Regions from separate parts of the Homo sapiens genome. Here region 2 is linked to region 1. Evidence: read pairs that join two places in POLR2A ChIA-PET (ENCODE). Cell type or tissue: Caco-2. All regions are shown on one strand.

The links. Peaks named below come from ENCODE experiments on the same cell type or tissue, not always from the same donor. Only the 100,000 strongest peaks of a DNase experiment are listed, where the experiment ranks them.
Region 2: POLR2A ChIA-PET joins it to region 1 with 17 read pairs; 2 of 35 experiments call an interaction of 5 or more read pairs at or near these places.

What each region holds. Positions count from the first base shown.
Region 1 is chr20:48,343,926-48,346,425 of GRCh38, reverse strand. No RefSeq gene overlaps it. Among named protein-coding and RNA genes, the nearest start is that of LINC00494, 15 kb to the left of the region's middle. In Caco-2, no CTCF peak of the experiment used is centred here; no DNase peak of the experiment used is centred here.
Region 2 is chr20:47,375,865-47,378,364 of GRCh38, reverse strand. No RefSeq gene overlaps it. Among named protein-coding and RNA genes, the nearest start is that of ZMYND8, 20 kb to the right of the region's middle. RefSeq lists enhancers at 1,415-1,914, 1,915-2,416. In Caco-2, no CTCF peak of the experiment used is centred here; a DNase peak (open chromatin) is centred at 1,026.

The sequences.
Region 1 (2,500 bases):
GGCCTGTGCCTGTAATCCCAGCTACTCAGGAGGCTGAGGTAGGAGAATCCTTTGAGCCCAGGAGTTCCAGATCAGCCTGGGCAACATAGGAAAGCTCCACTTCTAAATAAATAAAAATAAATAAAATGTTCTAGAATGAGATAGTGGTGATGGCTATGCAAGTTTGTGAATATACTAAGAACCATTCAACTACATACTTCAAAATGGTGAATTTTAGGGTATATGGATGACATAACAATAAAAAAATTACCTAAGAATAAAATTAAATGATGCACAACCAAGAGAGATATATTAAATTAAATTAAAGCAGAGAGAGAGAAAAAGGTCCAGATTTGAGGCAGTCATTGAAAACCTATAAAACTGTAAAATGTGGACCCATATTTTCCCACAGTAACAGAGGCTGAAGCTGAGGGGCCGATGCTCCTTTAGAAGGTGCTTGGGCTCCCCAATTGGCCTCATTCCACACCCCTCACTATAGTCACCTGGCTTCATTTGTTTATGTTGTCATCTAGTTCCTGAGGAACTCACAGTGTGACACTTGCAGGGACAAAACCCTGGGGCCACCACATTGGACAGCCCAGTGGCACCACTGACATTGTGTTTCCCGGAAGCAGTGCCCCAAGGACTTTACCAGAGAGGTGGCCCTGCTGATTTGCCCCTACTCGTCTCACCCTAAGAAGCTCCTACCAGCCTGGAATCTTATACCAGCATTTCTGAAACCCCACCCAGGCAGTACAGCCTAGTGGTTCCATGTGGGAGCTCAGGCTCCAGACTCCTGAGGTTGGAGTCATCATCACTACAATGTCTGGATTTGGATACTTGGACAAGTTACTTGATCTCTCTGTGCTTGGCTTCATCCTCATAAATGCAAATGATAACAAGACTGTCTCCCTTGGAGGAGTTTGGTGAGAATGTAATGAATTGATATAGGCAAAGTACTTAATCTGCACCTGGCCTAATAAGTAAATGGTGGCTCTTGTCATTATTGCCTGGAAGATAGCACACATCAGTGAGGTGTGGTGAAAGCAACCGTGAGCTGCTGAGAAATGCAGAAAACAGTCCTGGTTCCACCCCTCTCTCCCTGAAGCACCCTGGACAAGCACCCCAGAAAGGACCCCTTTCCTGTCCCTTTTCGTCCCTGTGAAATGAAAGGACAGGTCACTGGTTGACCTCTGTTTGAGGTTCCTTTCAGCCCAGATAGTCTAGGACTCTGTCATTACCACTGTACTGTTTGCTAGTTGAACAGAAAACTAACCACATTAATCAGGAATGCTTTCAGCTTCCAGGAACAGAAAGCGTAGCTATAGAAACTTAATTACATAACTGTTTTCCTCAAATCTTGAGAAATCTGGGGTAGGAAATTGCTGGTCGTGGTTCAGCATCTTGGAGATGGCATCACCGAGACTTCCACAAGCCTCTTGGCCTTTCCCTCAAGGCTGCAAACCGGCTGCTGCTGCTCCATCTTTCACATCCATCATACCCATCACATCAACTGCAGGAAGATGGGGAAGAGAGGGCAAGACAGTGACTAAATCAAGAAAGCAAAACAGTTTCAGGAAACCCACAGCAGACTTCTACTTATATTTCATTGTCCAGGACTCTGTTTCCTGCAATGCCTAGCTGGAAGGTAGCTAGGGAGAGAGGGTTAAGAACAGATGATAGGTGAGCTAAGCAACAGTATTGCTTGTACCAACTATGAGATAACTACCCATAGACAAATCAACAGCCTGAGATGAGATGGATGGTAACGTGGACCAAGAGTCTCCAGACCTGGTCCTGGAATAGCTCTGCCAATGACCTCCACTCTCTGGATGGGGTGACTAGGGGTGGTGGAGAAATCAGTCCCACTCACATCTGATTAACTGAGGGGGTTCCCAAAGGAAAGCCCAGCCATTTTAACAGAAGGCAGGAGCTTGATGCGCAAAATCATGGCAGTGTCCATCACAATGCCATAAAGAGGGGTAAGCCAAGTGTTGTGGGGGCCCCAGGGGAAAATGTAAAGAATTCCGCCTTGAAAAGTCAGGAATGAAATCACATCTGAGCTGGGCCTTGGAGCATGAGTACTAGTTATCTAGGAGGAGAGAAAAGAAAGGGCACTTGAAGTCCTAAGATAGGAGTCCATCAGATGAAATAGTAACTGTCCCACGCTGAAGCCTTAGTTAATGAGGCTTCGAGGGCTGGCCCCTCCCACTTCTATTTCCTTAGGCTTCTCCAGACCCAGGGGAAATGTTGCGGGAGGGGATTCTGGCAGAGGACCATCCTGGCACATGTCAGGGATTCCCTGTTACCTTTGAGATCTCAACTCCAAGGGACCCTTGGGGGCCCACATTCAGGCAGCTCCGGGAGTGCTGGAAATTAATACCTCGTGGGGCAGACATTGACGAATGGGACATGGGATTTGGTGAGCAAATCCCTCTCCCTCTTTCCCAGGTAGACTGAACCTACAGCAGCTCCTGTCCCATCTCTGAGAACGTTCTGCAAGACCGTGCAGTGAGGCTGT
Region 2 (2,500 bases), 970 kb after region 1:
ACCCACTAGGTGCCAGGAGCAACTCCCTAATATTTCCAGACAAATGTCCCCTGGAGGGCAAAATCGCTCTTGCTGGGAACCCCTGTTCAACCTGTACTGCTGTCCCCCAAAATCCCCCACGCCTCCTCCTTGATCTTATTCAGGCTCAGCTGTCAGCTCCTTGGTGAGGCCTCTGTCTACACTGATGACCACCGTTGCCCACCCCAACCCCCCACCATCTCCCTTGCTGCTATATTTTTTTCCATAGCACTCATCACCATTTAACACACTACCTATTTTATTGTTCCTATTTATTGTTTATTATTTACTTATTGTTGTTTTTTATTATCTGTTTATTGTTTATTACCTGTTTCTTCTTACTAGAATGTAAACTTCAAAAAGCCAAGGCTTGGCAGGGCGCGGTGGCTCACTCTGTCTGTAATCCCAGCACTTTGGGAGGCCGAGGCGGGTGGATTGCCTGAGGTCAGGAGTTTGAGATCAGCCTGGGCAACATGGTGAAATCCCGTCTCCACTAAAATACAAAAAATTAGCCAGGTGTGGTGGCACATGCCTGTAGTCCCAGCTACTCAGGAGGCTGAGGCATGAGAATTGCACCACTGCACTCCAGCTTGGGTGACAAAGTGAGACTTTGTCTCAAAAAAAAAAAAAAAAAAAAAAGAAGGCAGGGCCTGGCATAGTAGGCACTCAAATGAATAGTTCCTGAAGGAAGGAGTAAATGCCAGCCCTTGTAACAGATGCATGAACATATGAACATGAGACCTCAGCCTCAAGAGACCTGCAGTCCATCCTGGGTGCAGGGAGTCAGCAGGCAAATAAATGTGTGCAGTGGCAGGTGGCTATCAGAGCTTTAAATAAAGAAAAATAAAGCAAGTGTGTCCGTTTGCTAGGACTGCCAAAACAAAGCAGCACAACTGGGTGGCTTAAAACTACAGAAATATATTGTCTCACAGTTCTGGAGGCTACAAGTCTCAAATCGAGGTGTGGGCAGGGACATGCTTCCTCTGAAACCTGTAGGGGACAGTCCTCCTTACCTCTTCCTATTAGCTTCAGGTGGTTGCTGGCAATTTCTGGCATGTCTTGGCTTGTAGATGCATTGCTCCAATCCTCTGTCTTCACATCATCTTCCGTCTGTGTCTGTCTCTGTGTCCGGATTTCTTTTCTTTTTTTTTCTTTCCTTCCTTCCTTCCTTTCTTTTTTATTTGTTTGTTTGTTTGTTTGTTTATTTTAGATAGGGTCTTGCTCTTTTACCTAGGCTGGAGTGCAGTGGTGCAATCTCGGCTCAGTGCAACCTCCGTCTCCTGGGTTCAAGCGATTCTCCTACTTCAGCCTCCCAAGTAGCTGGGATTACAGGCACGTGCCACCACAACCTGGCTAATTTTTGTATTTTTAGTAGAGATGGAGTTTTGCCATATTGGTCAGGCTGGTCTCAAACTCTCAGCCTCAGGTGATCTGCCCGCCTTGGTCTCCCAAAGTGCTGGGATTACAGGCATGAGCCACCAATGCCCGGCCACGGGTCCAGATTTCTTCTTTTTTGTTTTGAGACAAGGTCTCACTCTGTCACCAAGGCTGGACTGCAACCTCAACTTGGCTCAAGTGGTCCACCTGCCTCAGCCTCCCAGGTAACTGGGACTAGAGGCACACACCACCAACCCCTGATAATTTAAAAAAATTTTTTCAAACAGGCAGGGTCCTGCTATGTTGCCCAGGCTAGTCTTGAACTTCTGGGCTTGAGAGATCCTCCTACCTCAGCCTCTCAAAGTGCTGGGATTACAGGCATGAGCCACTGTGCCTAGCCTAGATTTCTTCTTCTTCTTTTTTTTTTTTTTTGGCAGCAGGGTCTTACTCTGTCACCCAGGCTGGAATGCAATGACACCATCACAGCTCATTGCAGCCTCGACTCCTGTGCTTAAGTGATCCTCCTGCTTCAGCTCCTGAGAGCTGTGCGCCACCACACCCAGCTAATTTTTGTATTTTTTGTAGAGACAGGGTTTCACCATGTTGGCCAGGCTGATCTCAGACTCCAGGGCTCAAGTGATCCGCCCGCCTCAGTCTCCCAAGTGCTGCGATTACAGGCGTAAGCCACCACACCCAGCCTCAGATTTCTTCTTTTTATAGGAACTTCAGTCATATTGGATTAGGGCCCACCCTAATGGCCCCATTTTAACTTGATTACCTCTGTAAAGATCCTATTTCTTTTTTTTTTTTTTTTTTGAGGTGAAGTCTCACTCTGTTGCCCAGGCTGGAGTGCAGTGGTGTGATCTCGGCTCACTATAACTTCTGCCTCCCAGGTACAAGTGATTCTTGTGCCTCAGCCTCCCAAATAGCTGGGATTACAGGCGTGTACCACCACACCTGGCTAATTTTTGTATTTTTAGTAGAGATGGGGTTTTGCCATGTTGGCCAGAGGTCATCCTCAGGTGATCCACCTGCTTTGGCCTCCCAAAGTGGTGGGATTACAGGTGTGAACCACCGTACCTGGCCTCAGATTTCTTCATTTTAT